Regions from separate parts of the Homo sapiens genome. Here region 2 is linked to region 1. Evidence: read pairs that join two places in POLR2A ChIA-PET (ENCODE). Cell type or tissue: OCI-LY7. All regions are shown on one strand. Each heading gives the region's core, and the rest is flanking DNA. Links, peaks and the distances in the headings are about the cores only.

Region 1 (11,864 bases), core at 3,097-5,596:
GAATTTGGGTCCGAAGGTCATCTGTATGGGGGAAGAGTACCAGATGGGAATTGACAGGATTGAGGGTGGCTCTGACTTGCCTCAACTAGCCGTGTGACCTTGAGCAACACACCTAATGTCTCTGCTTATCCATCAATTGAATAACTGGACCACGCCCAGCTAATTTTGTATTTTTAATAGAGACGGGGTTTCTCCATGTTGGTCAGGCTGATCTCGAACTCCCAGCCTCAGGTGATCCACCCGCCTCGGCCTCCCAAAGTGCTGGGATTACAGACGTGAGCTACCGCACCTGGCCATAAGGATTATCTTTCTCCCTCTAATTTTGTGGCTGTAGAGTTTGATTTAAGTTTTGATTTCACTTCACTTCTTTTTGAGATATTTGAAAAATTAACTGAAGGGTTTTAGTCGTCTGGTTCACAGCTGGTTAGATAAATCCTTTCTCAGTCCTGTCATTTCCAAGGATCAGGATGTCCTTTAAGGTGCTTGTCCTCTCTCCACAGGTGACACGCTGTTGCAGGCCCTGGACTTACTGCCCTTGCTCATCCAGACAGTGGAGAAGGCAGCCTCCCAAAGCACTCAGGTTCCCACCATCACTGAAGGGGTTGCCGCAGCCTTGTTGCTCTTAAAGTTGTCAGTGGCTGACTCACAGGCTGGTATGAGTCCAGAGGTGTCTAGGATGGTAGAGACAGGGGCCTCTGACAAGAGTCCTTGGGAGGTGTGTCTTGATGTTCAGGATTAGCTTGGTCCTGACCACACTGGATCAGCCACAGGTTTGCTTGTCATCTGCAGGATGAACCTCATGGTTGCATGGGCAGTGGGAATGCAGTCAGGGGACTGTGTCACTGTCCTCCTTCATTCTGTTGCTCCAGTGCTACACAGGCTTGTAGATGATACCTAGATGGACCAGGGTTTAGTATTGGGACTGTTTGTTTCAGTTGGTTATACATTCATACAGTACAAAATTCAAAAGGATATAACATGAGAAGCTTCCCCTTAGCCCTGTCTTTTCCCGTAGCCGTTAAGTTTCCCTCTGTAAACGGTGTTACCAATTTTGCACTTTGGGAGGCCGAGGCAGGCGGATCACGAAGTCAAGATTTCGAGACCATTCTGGCCAACATGGTGAAACCCCGTCTTTACTAAAAGTACAAAAATTAGCTGGGTGTGGTGGCGCATGCCTGTAATCTCAGCTACTCGGGAGGCTGAGGCAGGAGAATCGCTTGAACCCAGGAGGCGTAGGTTGCAGTGAGCTGGGATTGCTCCACTGCACTCCAGCCTGGGTGGCACAGTGAGACTTTGTCTAAGAAAGAAAAAACAGTATTACCAATTTTATGTCCAGACATAGTGTGTTATGTAATTGAACATGCTGGGGAACATACGCTATATGCCATATTACTTATAATATATAATATATATACTATATATAATATATCTTCGAAATGATTCCAAATCAGTACATCAGAAAGAGCTTTCTCATTATTTTTTGTGGCTACATCGTATTTCAGGCTTTCTTTTCTTTTTTTTTTTTCTTTTTTTTTTTTTTTTTTTGAGACGGAGTTTCGCTCTGTCGCCCAGGCTGGAGTGCAGTGGCGCGATCTCGACTCACTGCAAGCTCCGCCTCCTGCCTCAGCCTTCCGAGTGGCTGGGACTACAGGCGCTACGCCGCCACGCGCGGCTAATTTTTTATATTTTTAGTAGAGACAGGGTTTCATCGTGTTAGCCAGGATGGTCTCAATCTCCTCACCTTGTGATCCACCCACCTCAGCCTCCCAATGTGCTGGGATTACAGGCGTGAGCCACTGCGCCCGGCCAGGCTTTCTTTATTTCATCTCCCAATCTCTGCACTGGGACACACCTGAACTTAACTCCTTTGGTTAGGAATGGAGCTCAGCTCTCCTCATGTAATATCGTGTGCTCACTGTGGCCATGCAAGGCACTGGGCTACCTGGGGGAATGCTAAGATGAACATGACCTTCTTCAGCAAATTTCAGGGTGCTTACTTCACAGTAGGCGCGAGGAAATACAGAAATATATCCGTAGCTTAAGACAAAATGCGGCATTAGAGCAGTTTTGAAGGAGAGATTGCTTTTAGTTGGGGGGGTGGGTATTGGGAAGGGCTTCATGGAGGAAGCATTTGAACTGGTACCCTGAAGCCTCTGAAGGATTTCATTATCCTGAAGGGATGGCCCAGTGTGAGTCCAAACAGCCCCAGTCAGGGAAGGGCAGGGAAAGCCAGAGTCTGTAAACCTCAGGTATTCCAGCTTGGCGCCTGGGGTGGATGGGAATTCCGGATGAGAAGCAGTTCACCTAGGATCCTGTAGGCAGCAGAGAGCCACCGAAGAGTTTCGTACAGGAGGTGATACCAGAAGGACTGAGGTCAGTTCCCCAAATGGAAGAGCACTGAGCCTCCTGCTGCAGAGGAGGGTTTGTCAGCAAAGCCCACCCCAGCAGCTTCAGGATGGAGTAGATCAGCTCTGGGGGATGTGGTGAGCTGCGTCGTGGGGTAACCTTTTGTTTCTTGCAGAGGCCAAACTGAGCAGTTTCTGGCAGTTGATTGTGGATGAGAAAAAGCAGGTTTTCACTTCTGAGAAATTCCTGGTCATGGCTTCAGAGGATGGTAAGTTACTCCATGCTTAGTTGAACTCGGGATTGAGGCAAAGTCTCTTTGGAAAATCTTCAGAGAGGACCCTTTCTTGACCAACCAGTCAGGTCTGCAAAAACCTGGGCCAGAGTGATCTGGCCAACAGCTTAGCTGTTGTGGGAATAAATTCATTCCTGTAGGGAACATAAGGTTAGGGAAATGGGACTTGGGAGATGTGTGGAGACAGAGCAGTAATGGCTGTGGAGCTACGACATGAGCTGTAATTATAGCTGATTGGGTAATTGGTGCTGTCTCGGAGGTTTTCTTGTGTTAAGGCAGCTGAGAAGCTCTTGTGGAGTCTGGCAGGCTCTACTCCCCCACCAAGAGACACAAAAACTACTGGTTTCTATCCTGGCAGAAAAGGAACAGTTGAATTTTAAATATGTGTTTAATATTCTACGTTGCCTTAGGAGTGTCTGCCACTAATTGGTGATTTGAAGAGTCGTTTGACTCATAAATCGCAACATCCCATTAATGAGCTACAACTGTTAGTCATTTCCTGGTTTTAGAAAAATTTTTAGCTAAATTTTGAAAAGGAAATAGACTAATGTAATTCAAAAATAGATACAAGAGGGTCTACATTGAAAATTATACCCCTGCTTTGATCTCTGGCTACCCAGTTCCTCGGCTATAGATAACCAATTTTATTAGCTTCTTCTGTAGCCTTGATATTTTATATATATGCAAGTAAATACCTGTATATGTTTGTTCTGTACCTTTTTTACACAAATGGTAGTGTGCCTGCCGTATGTACTGTGCTTTCTAGACCTGGAAATGAGTCCATATCAGTATATAATGAACTTCATCATTCTTTTTTTTTTTTTTTTTTTTGAGATGGAGTTTCGTTCTTATTGCTCAGGCTGGAGTGCAGTGGCATGATCTCAGCCCACCGCAACCTCTCCCCCTGGGTTCAAGCGGTTCTCTTGCCTCAGCCTCCTGAGTAGCTGGGATTACAGGCATGTGCCACTACCACCAGGCTAATTTTGTTTTTGTTTTTTTTTTTCTTAGTAGAGATGGGGTTTCTCCATGTTGGTCAGGCTGGTCTCGAACTCCCGACCTCAGGTGATCCACCTGCCTCGGCCTCCCAAAGTGCTGGGATTACAGGCATGAGCCACCATGCCCGGCCTCTTTTTATAACTCCATAGTAATTTGTTGTTGTTGTTGTTGTTGAGACAGGATCTCACTCTGTTGCCCAGGCTGGAGTGCAGTGACACAGTCATGGCTCACTGCAGCCTCGACCTCCCTGGTCTCAGGTGGTCCTCCCACCTCAGCTTCCTGAGTAGCTGGGACTACAGGTGCACACCACCACATCTGGCTAATTTTTGTATTTTTTTTTAAGAGACGGGGGTTTCACCATGTTGCCCAGGCTGACCTTGAACTCCTGGGCTTAAGCAATTCTCCTGCCTCAGCCTCCAAAAGTGTTGGTGTTACAGACATGAGCCATCGTGCCTGGCCTTAGTAATTTTTTTTTTTTTTTTTTGAGACAGAGTCTCGCTCTGTCGCCCAGGCTGGAGTGCAGTGGCGCGATCTCAGCTCACTGCAAGCTCCGCCTCCCGGGTTCACGCCATTCTCCTGCCTCAGCCTCCTGAGTAGCTGGGACTACAGGTGCATGCCGCCACGCCTGGCTAATTTTTTGTATTTTTAGAAGAGATGGGGTTTCACAGTGTTAGCCAGGCTGGTCTTGGTCTCCTGACCTCATGATCCGCCCACCTTGGCCTCCCAAAGTGCTGGGATTACATGCGTGAGCCACCGGATCAGGCATTTTTTTTTTTTTTTTTTTTTGAGACAGTCTCACTCTGTTGCCCAGGCTGGAGTGCAGTGGTGCAATCTCTGCTCATTGCAACCTCCACCTCCCGGGTTCAAGCAATTCTCCTGCCTCAGCCTCTTTGAGTAGCTGGGACTACAGGTGCACACCACCACACCTGGCTAATTTTTGTATTTTTAGTACAGACGGGGTTTTACTATGTTGGCCAGGCTGGTCTCGAACTCCTGACTTCAGGTGACCTGCCTGCTTTGGCCTCCCAGAGTGCTGGGATTACAGGCGTGAGCCACTGTGCCTGGCCGTAATTTTTAATTATTAAAAAAAAATAGGCTGGGGCCGGACACGGTGGCTCACGCCTGTAATCCCAGCACTTTGGGAGGCCGAGGCGGGCAGATCATGAGGTCGAGATCGAGACTATCCTGGCCAACATGGTGAAACCCTGTCTCTAATAAAAATACAAAAATAAGCTGGGCGTGGTAGCAGGTGCCTGTAATCCCAGCTACTCGGGAGGCTGAGGCAGGAGAATCTCTTGAACCCAAGAGGCGGAGGTTGCAGTAAGCCGAGATTGCACCATTGTATTCCAGCCTGGGTGACAGAGCAAGACTCCGTCTCAAAACAACAACAACAACAACGAAAACAAAATACATAGGCCTGGCATGGTGGCTCATGCCTGTAATCCTAGCACCTTGAGAGGCTGAAGTGGACTGATCACTTGAGGTCAGGAGTTCAGAATTATCCTGGCCAACATGGTGAAACCTCGTCTCTACTAAAAATAGAAAAAAAAAAATTAGCCAGGCTTGCTGGTGGGCTTCTGTAATCCCAGCTACTCAGGAGGCTGAGGCAGGAGAATTAGTTGAACCTGGGAGGCGGAGGGTGTAGTGAGCCAAGACTGCACCACTGCACTGTAGCCTGGGCAACATAGCGAGACTCTGTCTCAAAAAAAGTAAAAATAGGCTAGGTGCGGTGGCTCACGCCTGTAATCCTAGCACTTTGGGAGACCGAGGCAGGTGGATCACCTGTGGTCAGGAGTTCAAGTCCAACCTGGCCAACCTGGTGAAACCCCGTCTCTACTAAAAATACAAAATTTGGCCTGGTGCAGTGGCTCACGCCTGTAATCCCAACACTTAGGGAGGCTGAGGCAGGTGGATCACGAGGCCAGGAGATCGAGACCATCCTGGCTAACATGGTGAAACCCAGTCTCTACTAAAAAATATAAAAAAATTAGCGGGTGCCTGTCGTCCCAGCTACTCGAGAGGCCGAGGCAGGAGAATGGTGTGAACCTGGGAGGCGGAGCTTGCAGTAAGCCCTGAGATCGTGCCACTGCACTCCAGCCTGGGCGACAGAGCGTGACTGTCTCTCAAAAAAAAAAATATATATATATATATGTGTGTGTGTGTGTGTGTGTGTGTGTGTGTGTGTATATATGTGTATATATGTATATGTATATATATGTGTATATATGTGTATATGTGTGTATATTATATATAAAATAAATAAAAATAGTATATACTTTACTGATTCCAAAATACATGTGTGCATAAGCAAAAAAAAAAAAACAAGCTGTAATTTCACTTCGAGTGATAATCACATTTATATTTTGGTGTTAATTTTCAGTTCATTCCAGTTATTTCTGGGTATTGGTATGTATGTGTACACTTAACTATTTTAAAAACACTTCCATTCCTTTTCTTCCCTCCAAGCCCTGTGTACTGTGTTGCATCTGACAGAGAGACTTTTCCTTGACCACCCGCATAGACTCACTGGCAACAAAGTTCAGTACGTGAGGCTGGCTTACCTTTTCTTTTGGGCCAAATGAGGCAAAGGCTGGCAGGAACCCGAGAAAGGGTGTGTGGCAGGTGGAAGGGTTGGCTGTGGAAAGCCCTGCTCTTGGCCTTCCCCCAGACCTGTCTGTCCCTGTGCTTGCAGGCAGTACCACCGGGCTCTGGTGGCGGTGCTCCTGAGCCGCACCTGGCACGTCCGCAGGCAGGCTCAGCAGACAGTTCGGAAGCTGCTGTCCTCTCTTGGGGGCTTTAAGCTGGCGCACGGACTCTTGGAGGAGCTGAAGACTGTCCTCAGTTCTCACAAGGTGAGGGCATCTGGGCTCTAGAACTGGGGCTCTTGGATCCACTTAGCTGCCCCTGCTTACGATGTGGGGTTTTGGCTGGGCCACTCCCTGGGTGTTCTTTCTTAATCTGTGTGATGCCAGCATCTTCTGCTCTGCCGTCAAGCTCCAGTAACATCTTTCATAGGATTCCTTTTCCTTTTCAGAGACTTTTTTTCACATGTAGCTTAACCTTTTTTCCAGGGTTTTTGGGGTTTTTGTTTTGTTTTGTTTTGTTTTGCTCACTGCAACCTCTACTTCCCAAGCTTGAGCGATCCTTCCACCTCAGCCTCCCAAGTTGCTGGGACTATAGGTGCACACCACCTGCAGTGGCCGCTAATTTTTTGATTTTTGATTTTTTGTAGAGATGGGGTCTCGCCATGTCGCCCAGGCTGATCTCGAACTTCTAGGCTGAAGTGATCCTCCTACCTCGGCTTCCCAAAGTGTTGGGATTACAGGCACGAGCCACCGTGCCCTCCCCCTTTATCCTTGATTAATTGAATAACACTTTATGTTTTTAAAGCACTTTGTACTTTTTAAAGCATTTTCTACCCATTTTTTCCTTTTGATTTTTTTTTTAACAATGCGTTTCAAAGGCAAATAGGGCTTGTTATTCTTGTGTCATATGAATTGACCAGGGTTCTAGGAGTTCAAATGACTTGCACAGGGTCTCCCCCGACGGAGGGAGACCCTCAAAGACCTGGCTGTTATTTCTGTGCTCTTTGTGCCGTGTTCCACTGCTTCCCTCCCTCCCAAAGCCTGTTGAGGAATGTGGGCCAGTGACAGACTTGCCACCACAGGCTGGGTCTCCTGGACCAGTTCCTGGTGCCTTCTTTACCCCTGCAGGCTTTTTAGATGCAAAGCCACAGGTGCTTCCTTCTTCCAGGCACATCTCACAGCCTGTGGGTCCCATTGCAGGAAGCTGGGCATCCATTTCTACTCCAGCAAGGACCCCAGGGAAGAACTGAGTGAGGGGCCGCTGTGTCCGTAGCATATTTGGTTCCTGTGTTCCAAGCCTGCACAGGGCTCTTAGCAGTATTATCTCATGTGTCTCCACACAGGTGCTGCCCTTAGAGGCTTTGGTGACTGATGCTGGAGAGGTGACTGAGGCAGGCAAGGCCTACGTGCCTCCACGGGTCCTGCAGGAGGCTCTGTGTGTCATCTCCGGTGTGCCAGGGCTCAAGGGTGATGTCACCGACACTGAACAACTGGCCCAGGAAATGCTGATCATCTCCCACCACCCATCCTTAGGTCCGTGGCTGCGGTGGGTGTGGGAGAGCCCAGAGCTTTAGGGGATGGGGTAAGAGCAGGCCAGGCAGAAGGCCTCAAAGAGCTCCCTTCCCCTTCAGTTGCCGTGCAGTCTGGACTTTGGCCAGCACTTCTTGCCAGGATGAAGATCGATCCTGAAGCCTTTATCACCAGGCACCTGGATCAGATCATTCCCAGGATGACCACACAGAGTCCCCTAAACCAGGTGACGGGCACATGAGCTGGTCTGGCCTCAGGTCCGGGAGGGGGCCCTCTCATCACAGTGTACAGGAAGAGAGGATTCAAAGAAGCAGGTGAAGATGGATGAAATGTAGGCTTGGACCCTTGGTTGCACGTGACAGAAATGTAAACTGGTTTAAGCACAAAAGGGAACTTACTGCCTCATTTACCTGCAAAGTCCAAGGATATGACTGGCTACAGGGGTTCACATGTTGCCCTTGGAACATTGTAGGTGATGTCTCTCTTACTCTGTCCCATCCATCTTTGTCTGTTGTCTCTGTTTTCCACGATGTGGGCTCCATTCTCAGGCTTTCCCTTTCTGGTAGCACAAGAGCTGCTAGAGTTCCAGGCTTTGTCTTGCCATCAGCTCCTAGGGGAATAGCTTGCATATTTCAATAATGTCTACTGGCTTGGGGTCGCTTTGACCCTGATTAATCTGACTTGGGTGCCATGCTCATCTCTGCACCCATCCTTCTGTTCTGGGTCACATGCCTACCTCTGGAAAAAGTGAGGGCAGCTCCACCTGAACCACGGAGATTGAGAATTGGGAAGGAGTGTATCACCTCACGTCAGGTGCTGTGTCAGACAGAGGAGCACTGCTTGGTGAGGAAAGCAGACGCAGACTCCAGCCGGCCACTGTGATGGGCATTGCCCAGGAGTAACAAGGCAGTGGCATAAAGAAGGGGAGCCAGTGCTAGGGGCATTCAGGTGTGGTGGACCTCTTGCCAGTGCCAGCCTTGGCACACACTGACCATGTCTGCGTTTGTCTGGCAGTCCTCCATGAATGCCATGGGCTCCCTTTCCGTCCTGTCGCCGGACCGGGTCCTCCCACAGCTCATCAGCACCATCACTGCCTCCGTGCAGAACCCTGCACTGCGCCTGGTGACGCGGGAGGAGTTTGCCATTATGCAGACCCCTGCTGGGGAGCTGTATGACAAATCCATCATTCAGAGGTGAGACCTCACTTATGGGCTCAGTTTCCTTTGCTCCCCAAGGCATAGTTTTCTTGTGTGTAGAATGGAGCCAGTGCCTCCTGTGAGTTGAATGCAACAGCCTATCCATTCATTGGCTAAGCGCCTGTTGTGTCCCCGGCACGGTGCTTAGGTCCTGGGTATTTAAGTGTGTCCAGTATCCGGCACTGTGCTGGTGCACAGTGCTTAACAGCTAGTTGGAATTGCATGGCTGGCGGGAGGCTGACAGGACTTGCGGTGCTTTTCAAGCTGGCTGATGACCCACTCTGGTGTTTCAGTGCCCAGCAGGACAGCATAAAAAAGGCCAACATGAAGCGAGAGAACAAAGCTTATTCCTTCAAAGAGCAGATCATCGAGCTGGAGCTGAAGGAGGTGAGTACACGGAGGCACTTACGGAAGGTGGCTGCTGAGCTTGGTGGCCTCAAGCTGGTGGCTTTTCCCACTGCACATATGCTGTTCACTTGGAACATCCTGAGGCCCATGGCACACTCCTCTGATGCCCCTGACCAGTGTCTGGTGCACTGGCACACTTTCCCTTCACCCTTGCTTCATAGCTTCTTCCACCCACAACTCAAAACCGGTTTCTTTCTCTGCTGGGTGCTGGCGACAGTGCACGTGTCTCCTCTGCTAAGTGGTGTTGCTGGATTCCATGTCTGTCCCTCCACTTCCTTGAAGACTGGGACCCATCTAGACTCCTGATAGCAGGCACAGCGCCTGGTACAGTGGGACTTCTGGGGAATCATGACTTGATTGCTGAATTCAGCTTTGGGCAGAGCAGGTTCTGACAGGAGCAGAGCACACAGGACTCTTTCCTTCTCAGCGTTTGCTCTTCTCTCTGTCTTTACAAGGCAGGATTCTTCTTGTCTTTCTCATCTCAGTCCACATGTGTGCTTCTCAGAGAGGTGGCCAGCTTGTCCACCCTATCCAAAGTAGACCCCACCCTTCCTCCCTTTTACTAAACATCATATTTGTTTCTTTACTAACATTTATCATAACCCAAAAGCATCTTGTTTATGTGCTTGTTGACTTGTTTATTATCTATCTTCGCCTGCTAGATTGTGAGCTCCGTGAGGGCAGGGACTTTATCTTGTTCCTACGATATTCCTGCCATCTGGAACAGTGCCTGGCACAATCCAGGTGCTCACTAAATGTTTGCTGAATGAGTGAGTGAGTTCTGTGGCTTGTTGTCTCAGGCCACTATAGCAGGCCTTTTCTAAGCTTCAGCTTATCCTGTGGGAGAGCTTATGTAGGAAGGGGTTGGAGAGGAGGAGGCTAAAGTTTTGATTCTGAATCCATTTGGCTGTCAGAATACCCTTTTGAGTACATTGAGGAACCTTTATTTCTCTAACATAAAAAGCCCTCTTAGCCTTTGTCAGTAGAGAATCCAGTAAAACAACTACTTCTCTATTGCTGTCTCCATTCTATAGAAACCAGGTGGCTGTGGACTTTGTGGGAGGTTGGGGGTGCACATGGTGGGTTCAGGGGCCCAACTCACACTTAGAGCTGGTATGGTGCTGTTTGTGTGGAAGCAAGCTCACCTTCCTCTGTTGGGGAGGGAGGTCTGTTCCCTGGAGATGGGATTGGTTGGTTTGCCCATCCTCTTTAGGAGATAAAGAAGAAGAAAGGCATCAAAGAGGAGGTGCAGCTGACCAGCAAGCAGAAGGAGATGCTGCAGGCCCAGCTAGACAGGGAGGCGCAGGTCCGGAGGCGGCTGCAGGAGGTGAGTGGCCACCTCCGCCACATGCTCAAGCCGGAAGAGTGCTGGGCAGCTTGGTCCTGCTGCTTGCTGTCACAAGCAGGGCCCTGCTGACCTGCCTTCTGGACAACTCTGCTTGCAGCTGGATGGGGAGCTGGAGGCGGCGCTTGGACTGCTGGACATCATCCTGGCCAAGAACCCGTCCGGCCTGACCCAGTACATCCCTGTTTTGGTCGACTCTTTTCTGCCCTTGCTGAAGTCTCCCCTGGCTGCTCCCAGGATCAAGAACCCCTTCTTGTCCTTGGCTGCCTGTGTCATGCCCTCTAGGCTCAAGGCTTTGGGTTAGTCCTTGTTTGCTGGCTGCAGGGATGGCCCAGGGGTGCCCCTGAGTGCTTGGACAGGGTGTGCCCCTGAGTGCTTGTGGGGAGGTGGGTGGTGACCTCAGCTGCTGAGTTTTGTTTTCTTGTGGAAGCAGCCTTGGAGACTCAAGCTGGATATGCTTAGGAGAGACGTAGTGCCTCCTCTTCTCTCCCACTTCACATCTGTGCCCTCCCTCTGAGGAGTAGGTTTTAGATGCTAGTCAGTGTTCGATCTTTGTATACCAGTTTTAAAACTAAGAAGTCAGAAGTTCAGTGGCAGTGAGGATGGTTTGGTGGCTCAGCCCAGCCCAGATCTCCTGAACAGCCACATGACAGCAGTGAGCAGAGGCCCTTGAGACCTTTAGCTTCCTCTTAGCTCTGGAGAAACAAACACCAGGTAGGGTGGCTGGCAGTTCTGGTGGCCTTGCTTCTGTGGGTTGTTTAGTGGCCTTCAGCAGACTTCTATCCTGGCCTAACGGTGATGTTCCCACGGGTGAGGCTAGAATCTGGGAACTGTTCTGAGTGGAAAAGTCAGCTGGTGCATATGAAACCTGCCAGAAGTGTCACCTGGCTGTCTGGGCTTGTTGCGTAGAGGTGGAGATGCTGCACAGATAGAGCTGTACTCTTGGCTGAATGACTCTTTGGTGGCCCTTGTCTCCTGTCAGCGTACTCATTTCTTAAATGTCCAAAGGGCAACTCTCTGCCTACCTGCCCTCTGAGGCTGTCACAAAGATCAAGTGAGAAATTAGGCTGGGGACATTTTGGCGAAGCAGAAAGATTTTTTTTTTTTTTTTTGAGACGGAGTCTTACTCTGTCACCCAGGCTGGAGTGCAGTGGCGCCATCTTGGC
Region 2 (11,864 bases), core at 4,546-7,045, 280 kb after region 1:
CAAGACAATCCTAGCCAACAGGGCAAAACCCTGTCTCTTTTAAAAATACAAAAATTAGCTGGGCGTGGTGGCAGGTGCCTGTAATCCCAGCTATTTAGGAGGCTGAGGCAGGAGAATGACTTGAACCTGGGAGGCAGAGGTTACAATGAGCTGAGATCTCACCACTGCATTCCAGCCTGGGCAACGAGCAAGACTGTCTCAAAAAAAAAAATAAAAAAGAAGGGTCTTGAGATGGAGAGATTGTTCTGGATTCTATCAAGCATTTTTTTTTTTCTTTTTTTGGGACAGAGCCTTGCTCAGCCATCCAGGCAGGAGTGCAGTGGTGCAATTGTGGCTCACTGCAGCCTCCACCTTCTGGGCTCAAGCAATCCTCCCACCTCAGCCTACTAAGTAGCTGGGACCACAGTATGCACCACCAAGCCCAGCTAATTTTTTGATTTTTTTGTAGACAAGGTCTCACTGTGTTGCTCAGGCTGGTCTCAAACTCCTGGGCTCAAGTGATCCTTCCAAAGTGCAGGATTAAAGGCGTGAACCACCGCGCCCAGTCACATATATTCTTTTAAGAGGGAGGCAGAGGGAGATCGGACAACATACAGAGAAGGTGACATGAAGACAGAGCAGAGGGAGACTTAAAGATGCTAGGCTTGAAGATTGGAGTGAAACAGCCACAAGCCAAGGAATGCTGGCAGCTACCAGAAGCTAAGTGAGGAAAGGCAAAGATTCTCCTGCTAGAGGCTCCCGAGGGAGTGTATCCCCTGCTGACACGCTGATTTCAGTCCAGCAATAGTGATTTCATATTCCTAGCCTCTAGAACTGTGAGGGAATAAATTTTGTTTGCTTTTAGCCACCACGTTGCTGAAAAATTGTTATAGCAGCCATTAGAAGTGGACACGCATTTCAAAACCAAAGTATTCAACTAAGCCCTCATCTTCATCCCTCACTGTGTTCAGAGCTTTAGGGACACTGCTTTCTTTCAATTTGATACTCAAGGCTCTCTTGCCCTTCCTCCTCCACCTTTATTAAGGTATAATCAACAAATACACATTGTGTACATTTACAGTGTGCAACATGAGGTTTTGATGTACGTATACATGTGAAATGATTAAATCAAACTAATTAACATATTCATCACCTCACCTTTATTTGTAGTGAGAACATTTAACATCTACTTTTTTTTTTTTTTTTTGAGGCAGAGTCTCACTCTGTCACCCAGGCTGGAGTGCAGTGGCACGATCTCAGCTCACTGCAACCTCCAACTCCCGGGTTCAAGCGATTCTCCTGCCTCAGCCTCCCAAGTAGCCGGGATTACAGGTGCCCACCACCATGCCTGGCTCATTTTTGTATTTTTCATAGAGATGGGGTTTCACCAGGATGGACCAGGCTGGTCTCAAACTCCTGCCCTTGGCCTCCCAAAGCAATGGGATTACAGGCATGAGCCACCAAGCCTAGCCAACATCTATTTTTTAGCCAATTTCAAGCACACAGTACATTGTTATTAACTAGAGTCACCATGCAGTACAATAGCTCTCCTGAATTGATTCATCCTATCAAGTGAAACTTTGTACCTTTTGACCAACATCTTCCTGTCAGGGCTCCTTTTCACTGCTGGGTCTTTGAATGTGCTGTTCCCTCTGCCTGGAATATTTTCTCCCACTCTTTCCCTGGTTAACTCCCACCTTTCCTTCTGATATCAGCTCAGAGAGCACTTCCCCAGAAAAACTTTTACAGCTTCATTGCCTAGCTTCAGGTTTGTATACTTCCAGATGGACATTTTCTAAGATAAAGACCCCTGGAAGAAACCCAGGTCGGAGGCAAATTATGTAACATATTTCTTACAACAGCCCAGGGAGGTAGGTGTTGTGATCTTATTTTATAGATGACGAAATGGAGACAAAAAAGAGGTTACATAATTTGCCTACACACAGGTAATAAGGGGCATAGCTAGAAGTTAAACCCAGGTCTGCCAGCTTCAGAGATGTGTGTGTGTGTGTATATAGGTGTGTGTGTATCTAGGTGTGTATGTATATTGTGTGTGTGTATATATGTGTGTGTATGTATATATGTGTGTATATGTGTGTATGTATATATATGTACAGATGTTGGTATGTATATATATGTATGTGTATATATGTATGTATATATCGTGTAAGCATATATATGTGTGTATATTTGTGTATATATGTATGTATAAATATGTGTATACACGTGTGTATGTATATACATATGTATATGTGTATTCATGTGTATACGTGTGTATATGTGTTTCTGTATATGTGTGTATGTGTGTATATGTGTGTATTATATATGGGCATATATGTGTGCATATGTGTATGTGTGTATATATGTGGTTATGTGTATGCGTGTGTGCATGTGTGTATACATATGTGTATTATATATGTGTGTATGTGTGTATATATGTGTGTAAGTATATGGATATGTATGTGTGTGTGTGCATATGTATGTGTGTATATATGGGTGTGTATGTATAATAGATGTGTATGTATGCATGTATATATCTTTGATTAGTTCTGCATCTCTGCATCTCTGGAGAATCCTGAATAATATAGTCTCAGTTTTTCTGTCATTTTAATTTCATTGCTTTTATGAAGTCATGATAACAGATGCTCTTTTAAAATTATTTGAACATTTAGAAATATTAAAATACATATTATTTTTAAATAAAATAAAATAATAGAACCAGGTGCTGTGACATGCATCTGTAGTCCCAGCTACTAGGGAGGCTGAGGCAGGAGGATTGCCCAGGGGTTCAAGGCTGCAGTGAGCTGTGATCATTCCTGTGGATAGCCACCATACTCCAGCCTGGACAATATAGCGAGGCTCTGTCTTTAAATAAAGCAGAATAAAATATTATAAAACAAAAATATTATAAAATAACATTAAACATTTTAAAAAATATTCTTATTTTGCAAAATAAGTTGTTGAAATCCTATGTCAGTCTCACACACACACACACACACACACACACAGAGACACACACACACACATACATTTGGAAATTTGATCATCTGTAAAGTCTCCTAGCCTAGCTTGGGAATCAGCTGGCTTAAACCTATTTCCTTGTGCTTCATTTTGGAGAACATCATGACTCCTTCAGTTTCTGTCCAGTTCTCCCGGGGTGGACCAGGAAATGGAAGTCAGGAGTTCAGAATTAAGGCTATGGAGGGCATATGCTGGCATTCTCCCTTTACGTAATATGTGGGAAGTAAAGAGCTGATGTGACAGCTTCGAAGAACTATGCAAGGAGATGCCACTTCCCACCCATTAGGACGCCTACTGCCAAACAGAAAACAACAAGTGTTGACGAGGATGTAGAGAAATCGGAGCCCTGGTGCATTGCTGGGAATGTAAAATGATGCAGCTACTGTGGGAAACAGAATGGTGGTTCCTTAAATAACTCAAAATAGAATTTCCTTATGATCCAGCAATTCCACTTCGGGAGATATATCCAAAATAATTGAAATCAGGGATTCAAAGAGATATTTGTACATATTATTCACAATAGCCAAAAGGTAGAAGTAAACCCAAGTGCTCATCAACAGATGAATGGGGGCCGGGCACAGTGGCTCTTGCCTATAATCCCAGCACTTTGGGAGGCCGAGGCGGGTGGATCACCTGAGGTCAGGAGCTTGAGACCAGCCTCGCCAACATGGTGAAACCCCCATCTCTACTAAAAATACAAAAATTAGCTGGGCATAGTAGTGCACACCTGTAATCCCAGCTACTTGGGAGGCTGAGGCATGAGAATTGCTTGAACCTGGGAGGTGGAGGTTTCAGTGAGCCAAGATCACACCACTGCCCTCCAGCCTGGGCAACAGAATGAGACCTTGTCTCAAAAACAAAAAACAAACAAACAAAATGATGTCGTGGTGCATGCCTGCCATTCCAGCTACTCAGGAGGCTGAGGTGGGAGAATTGCTTGAGCCCAAGAGTTGGAGCTTGCAGTGAGCCCTGATCACACCCCTGCACTCCAGCCTGGGTGACAGAGCAACACCCTTTCTCAAAGCAAACAAACAACCCCCTTCCCAAAACAGATGAATGGATAAACAAAATGTGGTCTATCCATACAATAGACTATTATTCAGTCTTAAAAAGGAAGGAAATTCTGACACATGCTACAACATGGATGAACTTGTGTTAAGGGAAACAAACCAGTCACAGAAGAACAAATATTATATGATTCCACTTATATGAGATATCTAGAGTAGTCAAAATTTCAGAGACAGAAAGTAGAATGGTGGTTTCCAGGGCTTTGGGGGAGTGGAGAATGGGGAGTTTGTGTTTAATGGGGATGGAGTTTTAGTTTTGCAGGATGAAAAGAGTTCCGTGTATGGATGGTGGTGATGTTTGCACAACCATGTGAACGCATTTACTACCACTGAACTGTACGCTTAAAAATGGTTAAGATGGCATGGCGTGTTGGCTCACACCCATAATCCCAGCACTTTGGGAGGCCGAGGCAGGTGGAGGACCTGAGGTCAGGAGTTTGAGATCAGCCTGGCCAACATGGCCAAAACCCGTCTCTACTAAAAATACAAAAATTAGCCGGGCATGGTGGCGCATGCCTGTAATCCCAGCTACTAGGGGGGCTGAGGTAGGAGGATTGCTTGAACCTGGGAGGTGGAGGTTGCAGTGAGCCGAGATTGTGCCACTGCACTCCAGCCTGGGCAACAGAGCAAGACTCCGTCTCAAAAAAAAAAAAAAAAAAAAGGGTTAAGATGGGCCGAGAGTGGTGGCTCACACTTGTAATCCCAGAACTTTGAGGGGCTGATGTCAGCGGATCACCTGAAGTCAGGAGTTCAAGACCAGCCTGGGCAACATAGCAAAACCCCATCTCTACTAAAAAATACAAAAATTAGCCAGGTGTGGTGGCAGGCGCCTATAATCCCAGCTACTTGGGAGGCTGAGGCAGGAGAATCACTTGAACCCAGAGGTGGAGGTTATAGTGAGCCGAGATCTCGCCATTACACTCCAGCCTGGGCAACAAGAGTGAAACTCCGTCTCAAAAAAAAAAAAAAAAAAAAAAAGTTAAGATGGGCCCGGTGCAGTGGCTCACACTTCTAATTCCAGAATTTTGGGAGGCCCAGATCAGCAGATCACCTGAGGTCAGAAGTTTGAGACCAGCCTGGCCAACATGGTGGCCCTCTCTAGTAAAATGCAAAAATTAGCCGGGCATGGTGGTGCGCGCCTGTGGTCCCAGCTACTCAGGAGGCTGAGGCAGGAGGATCACTTGAACCTGGGAGTTGGAGGTTGCAGTGAGCTGAGGTTGCACCATTGCACTCCAGCCTGGGCAGCAGAGTGAGACCCTGTCTCAAAAAAAAAATTAATTTAAGCAAAGAGCTATGCAAGGCTGGACAGTGTTTTTGCCAATATATACATGCCCCAAATAGAAATCTTTGGGTTCTGTAGATCTTTCTCACACGGAAAGCTGAACTAATGCATCTTGCAGTCAGCCTCTCCAAGTGTTTTCACTTTATTAGAAGTTGAAAAATAGAGAAAACATTACAAAAGCAGTCTAAAAGCAAAAGGAGTAGAAAAGTGCAACCCAATATTATTTATCATGGAAAAGGCCAATCCAGTTAGTCTTAAAGAATGAAACTGCAAACATAATTCTTTGTAATGGATAAGCGTTTAGTCATTAAAAAGGAATGTCTTTAAGGCTGGGCACGGTGGCTCATGCCTATAATCCCAGCACTTTGGGAGGCTGAGGTGGGCGGATCACGAGGTCAGGAGATCGAGACCATCCTGGCTAACATGGTGAAACCTCGTCTCTATTAAAAAATACAAAAAATTAGCCAGGTGTGGTGGCGGGCGCCTGTAGTCCCAGCTACTTGGGAGGCTGAGGCAGGAGAATGGTGTGAACCTGGGAGGCAGAGCTTGCAGTGAGCCGAGATCGTGCCACTGCACTCCAGCCTGGGCGACAGAGCGAGACTCCATCTCAAAAAAAAAAAAAAAGGAAAGTCTTTGACCTCACCTACCTATTCTTGCCTGCACTAACTTTTCTTCAACCTTTCCAGTAGGCCCAATATTAGTGCTTCAAAGATGTCAACATTCCATTCCCTAGAACCCAAGGGTATATTACCTTATAACAAAAGGGATTTTTCAAATGTGATTAAATTTAAAATCTTGAGATGGGGGAGTTATTCGGGATTATCCAAGATGAGATACAAGAGTCTTTATAAGAGGGAAGGAGGGACTGGGTGCAGTGGCTCACGCCTTTAATCCCAGCACTTTGGGAAGCTGAGGCCGGTGGATTACTTGAGGTCAGGAGTTCGAGACCAGCCTGGTCAATCATCTCTACTAAAAATACAAAAAATTAGCTGGGTGTGGTGACGCATGCCTGTAATCACAGCTACTTGGGAGGCTGAGGCATAAGAATTGCTTGAACCCAGTAGGCAGAGGTTGCAGTGAGCTGACATAGTGCCACTGCACTCCAGCCTGGGTGACAGAGTGAGATTCTCAGAAAAAAAATAAAATAAATAAAATAAAAAATATTTTTAAGAAAGAAGAAAAGAGGAAGCCCAGAAAGATAAGGAAATAAGAATGTGACAAATAAAGGGGTCAGAAAGAGAGAGGGAACGGGAGAGAAGGAGAGAATCAAGATGCTCTATTTGCTACATTATTCGCTTTGAAGATGGCAAATGAAGCCATGAATCAAAGAACGTAGGTGGCTTCTAAAAGCTGAAAAGGGCAAGGATAAGGATTTTCTCTCAGAGACTCCAATACTTTGATCTTAGTATGTGATACCTGTGTTGGTCTTTTGACCTCTAGCACCATAAGAGAAGAAATTTGTATTCTTATAGGCTGGGCGTGGTGGCTCATGCCTGTAATCCCGGCACTTTGGGAGGCCAAGGCAGGAGGATTACATGAAGCCAGGAGTTCAAGATCAGCCTGGGAAACATAGCAAGACCCTGTCTCTAAGGGAGGAGACCACCCCTCATACTGTCTTATGCCCAATTTCTGCCTCCAAAGAAAGAAGAAGTAAAAACTAAAAGGCAGAAATGAAATCCACAGGCAGATAGCCCTGCATGCCCTGGGCCTAGTAGTTAAAAATCAACCCCTGATCTAACTGCTTGTGTTATCTATAGATTCCAGACATTGTATGGAAAAGCATTGTGAAAATCCCTGTCTTGTTCTGTTCTGTTCTAATTACCAGCGCATGCATCCCCCAGCCACATACCCCCTGCTTGCTCAATCGATCACAGCCTTCTCACGCGAACCACCCTTGAGTTGTAAGCTCGGGGAGCTGGGCTTTTTGAGATGCAAGTCTGCTGAAGCTCCCGGCAGAATAAAGCTCCTTCCTTCTTTAACCTGGTGTCTGAGGAGTTTTGTCTGCTGCTCGTCCTGCTACATCGCTACAGGAAAAAAATTAGCTGGGCATGGTGGCATGCACTATGATTTTGTCACTGCACTCCAGCCTCAGTGTCAATGTGAGACCTTGTCTCAAAAAAAAAAAAAACCCCACAAGGCCATGTGCCATGGCTCATGCCTATAATCCCAGCACTTTGGGAGGCTGAGGCAGGCGGATCACCTGAGGTCGGGAGTTTGAGACCAGCTTGACCGATATGGAGAAACCCTGTCTCTACTAAAAATGCAAAATTGGCTGGGCGTGGTGACGCGTGCCTGTAATCCCAGCTACTCGGGAGGATGATGCAGGAGAATCGCTTGAACCCCGGAGGCAGAGGTGAGCCAACATCGTGCCATTCATTGCACTCCAGCCTGGGCGACAAGAGTGAAACTCCGTCTCAAAAACAAAACAAACAAACAAACAAACAAAACAAAAAAACTGTGTTGTTTTAAGCCACTAAATGCATGGTCATTTGTTACAGCAGCTATAGGAAGGAAATACACCCACCTCCTTACTGTTTCTTGAGTACATCAGCCTCCTTCCCACCTCGTGACCTTTGTCCTTGCTGATCCCACTCTACCCCAGTTACCTGCATGGCTTTTTCCCACATTTGGGGTCTTTACTCCATCAAGCTGCTCCTGACCACTTTGTTTAAGATTGCAACCCTCCCCTGTACTCCAGGAGCCTTTCTCCTGGTTCACTTTTCCCCCCATAACATATTTTACCTCTATTTAGTTTTTATTTTTTTTTGCAACAGGGTCTCAGTCTGTCCCGCATGCTGGAGTGCAATGGTGCAATCTCAGCTCACTGCAACCTTCGCCTCCCAAGCTCAAGCACTCCTCCCACCTCAGCCTCTCAAGTAGCTGGGACCACAGGTGCACGCCACCATGCCCAGCTAATTTTTTGTATTTTTGGTAGAGATGGGGTTTCACCATGTTGCCCGGGCTGGTCTCGAACTCCTGACCTCAAGTGATCCACCTGCCTCGACCTCCCAAAATACTGAAATCACAGGCTATTTTACTTCTTAATCTTGCTTGCTGTCTGTCTCCACCCACTGGAACATGAGCTCCACAGGCCAGAGATGTTTGTACAGTTTATCTCCTGCTGTCTTTCCAACACCAAAAAACAGTGTCAGCAAATAGTAGGCATCCAATAAATGTTTGTTGAGTGAGTGAATGGAGAAATGAATGATTGAAGTCTTACAAAGTCTTCCTATTCTTCCTACTAAATAAATAGTCCAGTTACTTTAATCCCTGTATTTTCTATTCATCTCTCTCTTTTTTTTTTCTTCTTTTTTTTGGGGACGGAGTCTCACTCTGTTGCCCAGGCTGGAGTGTAGTGGGGTGATCTTGGCTCAGGGCAACCTCTGCCTCGCAGATTCAAGCGATTCTCCTGCCTCAGCCTCCTGAGTAGCTCGGATTACAAGTGCCCACCAACATGCCCAGCTAATTTTTGTATTTTTAGTGGAGACAGGGTTTCACCATGTTGGCCGGGCTGGTCTCAAGTGATCCGCCCACCTTGGCTTCCCAAAGTGCTGGGATTACAGGTGTGAGCCACCGTGCCTGGCTTCTGCTCATCTCTTGAAGGGCTTTTACTGATGTCTTCCTGTGTTTTTTTGTTCTTCCCCAGGATGACTGCTTCTAGATATTTATTCCATGTTCCGATTCAAACCCATCAACAGTCACAACATTCTTATATGAAAACTTAAAGCAGGGTGTCTTTTACACCTGACCTTTATATCTAGCACTTTATTGACTTATAGGTGCATTGATTCATTTAGTCACACATTAATTCAGAGAATACAAATTTATTGAGAGACTACCAAAGGCCAGGCACTGTGTAAGATATTGAGGATTGTCGCCTGCACCAAGACAGGCATGATTCTTGCTCTTGGCTGGGCGAGGTGGCGCATGCCTGTAATCCTAACACTTTGGGAGAATGAGGTGGGAGGATCACTTGAGCTCAGGAGTTTGACACCAGCTTGGGCAACATAGTGAGATCCTGTCTCTTAAAAAAAAAAAAAGAAAAGAAAAGAAAAAAAGGATTCTCTCGTGCAGCTCGAGTGCGTGGGCATAGGAGAGGGACTTAAAAAATAAATATTAGATTGACAGGAAAGGTTAGGAGTCAATTATATTAATTAATTAATTTATTTATTTTTGAGATGAAGTCTCACTCTGTCACCCAGGCTGGAGTGCAGTGGCACAATCTTGGCTTCCTGCAACCTCTGCCTCCTGGGTTCGAGTGATTCTCCTGCCTCAGCCTCCCGAGTAGCTGGGATTATAGGCGTCTGCCACCACACACAGCTAATTTTTTTTTTTTTTTTTGTATTTTAGTAAAGACGGGGTTTCCCCATGTTGGCCAGGCTGGTCTTGAACTCCTCACCTCAAGCGATCCACCCGTCCTGGCCTCCTAAAGTGCTGGGATTATAAGCATGAGCTACCATGCCTGACTGAGAGTCAATTTTATTAAAAAGTTATTATTATATGCAGGCCTAAGACAAGCCCAGATGAAAGATATAGGGCATATATATGTATATAATTAAAAAAAATTTTTTTTTAGACAAAGTCTTGCTTTGTCACCCAGGCTGGAGTGCAGCTCACTGCAGCCTCCACCTCTGGGGCTCAAGCAATACCCTCACCTCAGCCCCACAAGCAGCTGGGACTACAGGCACACACCACCACGTCTGGCTAAATTTTGTGTTTTTTTTGTAGAGATGGGGTTTCGCCATGTTGCCCAGGCTGGTCTGAAGCTCCTTGCCTCGAGTGATCTGCCCACCTTGCCTTCCAAAGTGCTGAGATTACAGATGTGAGGCACCGTGCCCATCCAATGTAGGGCATGTTTAATCATATTCCTAGGACAAGATATTTGACTTATTGGAGCTTAGCCAAGGCATGAGACACAGTTTCCAATAAGTATATGCTTTGCATCAATTTTGAGAGATTGACATTCATCTAGTCTCTTTCTAGTAGATTAGACATCAGTAACAATTATGTTAAGTATACAGAGTGGGGACCCGGATCACTGTATGAATTTGATGACATTTTTTTAAAGCTGTCCTTAGAGAATAGTTGGTATGAATCAGGTGCCTGAGTTTCCTGCATTATAAATGGATTGGGAATTACAAAACACTCCTGAAGTCAGTGGGCTGAAGGATTAGAGATATGTTTTTATATCTTATAACATTTGAAGAAACACAATTAATGAACATACCAAAACACCGTAGAAAAATTGCCTAAATCAAATGGCAGGGAGGCTAATTACCATTTAATTGAGTTTTGAAAATTTAGCTTTTCTCGTTAAAAGCTTTGTCTCAGGTCAAAGAGGGAAAAACCATCGGAAATCATTTGTTCAAACTTGGAGAAAACACTGGGAAAGTGATGGGATCAGAATGAAAGTTCTAATAATCAGTTAAAATTGTCATAATATTTAAAAACTGGGCAATGTATTTTGGTTGTTTTGTGAGCTCTGCTGGCTTAATTAAAGTATATTTAATGAATTCATTGAGAATGTTCACATCATACAGTTATAGCAGGTGCTTTTCAATCCAGGGTGATTTTGTCCTCCAAGAGATATTTGACAATGTTTACAGACATCTTCGGTTGCCATGGCTGGGGTGTGTGTGCTAGTGGGCGGAGGCCAGGGATACTACAATGCACAGGGCAGAGCCTCGACAACAAAGAATTATCTAGCCCCAAATATCAACAATCCTGGGACTGAGAAACCCTGAGTTAAAATGATGTTTCACATTTATATACTGGCTTTAGAAATTTTTTTACATTAAAAAAATTGAGGCCAGGCACAGTGGCTCATGCCTGTAATCCCAATGTTCTGGGAGGCTGAGCTGGGAGGATTGCTTGAGGCCAGGAGTTCAAGACCAGCCTGGGCAACAAAGCCAGATCTCATCTCTACAAAAACAAACAAACTGGGTATAGTGGCATGCACTTGTAGTCCTAGCTATTTTGGAGGCCGAGGCGGGAAGATCCCTTGAGCCCAGGAGTTCGAGGTCACAGTGAGCTATGATTGTGCCATTGCACTCCAGCCTGGGTGACAGAGTGAGACCCCATTCCTAAAAATATTTTCAAAATTGAGGTATAATTCACATACCACAAATTTTACTCTCGAAAAGTGTACAATTCAGTGAGTTTTAGTATATTTACAAAGTTGTGTAATCATCACTACTATCTAATTCCAGAACATTTTTGTCACCCCAAAAAGAAACTCTGTACACACCTATTAGGATGGTCAAAATTCAGAACACTGACAATATCAAGTGCTGACAAGGATGTGGAGCAACAGGAACTTTCATTCATTGCTCGTGGGAATGCAAAATGGTACAGCCACTTTGGAAGACAGTTATGTGTTTTCTTATTAAAAAATGGTGCCGGGCGCGGTGGCTCACGCCTGTAATCCCAGCACTTTGGGAGGCTGAGGCGGGCTGATCACGAGGTCAGGAGATCGAGACCATCCTGGCTAACATGGTGAAACCCCATCTCTACTA

The links. Peaks named below come from ENCODE experiments on the same cell type or tissue, not always from the same donor. Only the 100,000 strongest peaks of a DNase experiment are listed, where the experiment ranks them.
Region 2: POLR2A ChIA-PET joins it to region 1 with 15 read pairs; 2 of 35 experiments call an interaction of 5 or more read pairs at or near these places.

What each region holds. Positions count from the first base shown.
Region 1 is chr12:120,158,958-120,170,821 of GRCh38, reverse strand. GCN1 (GCN1 activator of EIF2AK4) reads left to right here. Exons shown (of 58, transcript NM_006836.2): 15 at 501-653; 16 at 2,522-2,614; 17 at 6,101-6,176; 18 at 6,327-6,486; 19 at 7,563-7,752; 20 at 7,851-7,975; 21 at 8,764-8,942; 22 at 9,239-9,332; 23 at 10,567-10,680; 24 at 10,799-10,997. Among named protein-coding and RNA genes, the nearest start is that of MIR4498, 9.4 kb to the right of the region's middle. RefSeq lists an enhancer at 3,841-3,890. In OCI-LY7, for the core only: no CTCF peak of the experiment used is centred there; DNase peaks (open chromatin) are centred at 3,985 and 4,335; H3K4me3 peaks cover 558 bases; H3K27ac peaks cover 2,500 bases.
Region 2 is chr12:119,884,879-119,896,742 of GRCh38, reverse strand. No RefSeq gene overlaps it. Among named protein-coding and RNA genes, the nearest start is that of CIT, 13 kb to the right of the region's middle. In OCI-LY7, for the core only: no CTCF peak of the experiment used is centred there; no DNase peak of the experiment used is centred there.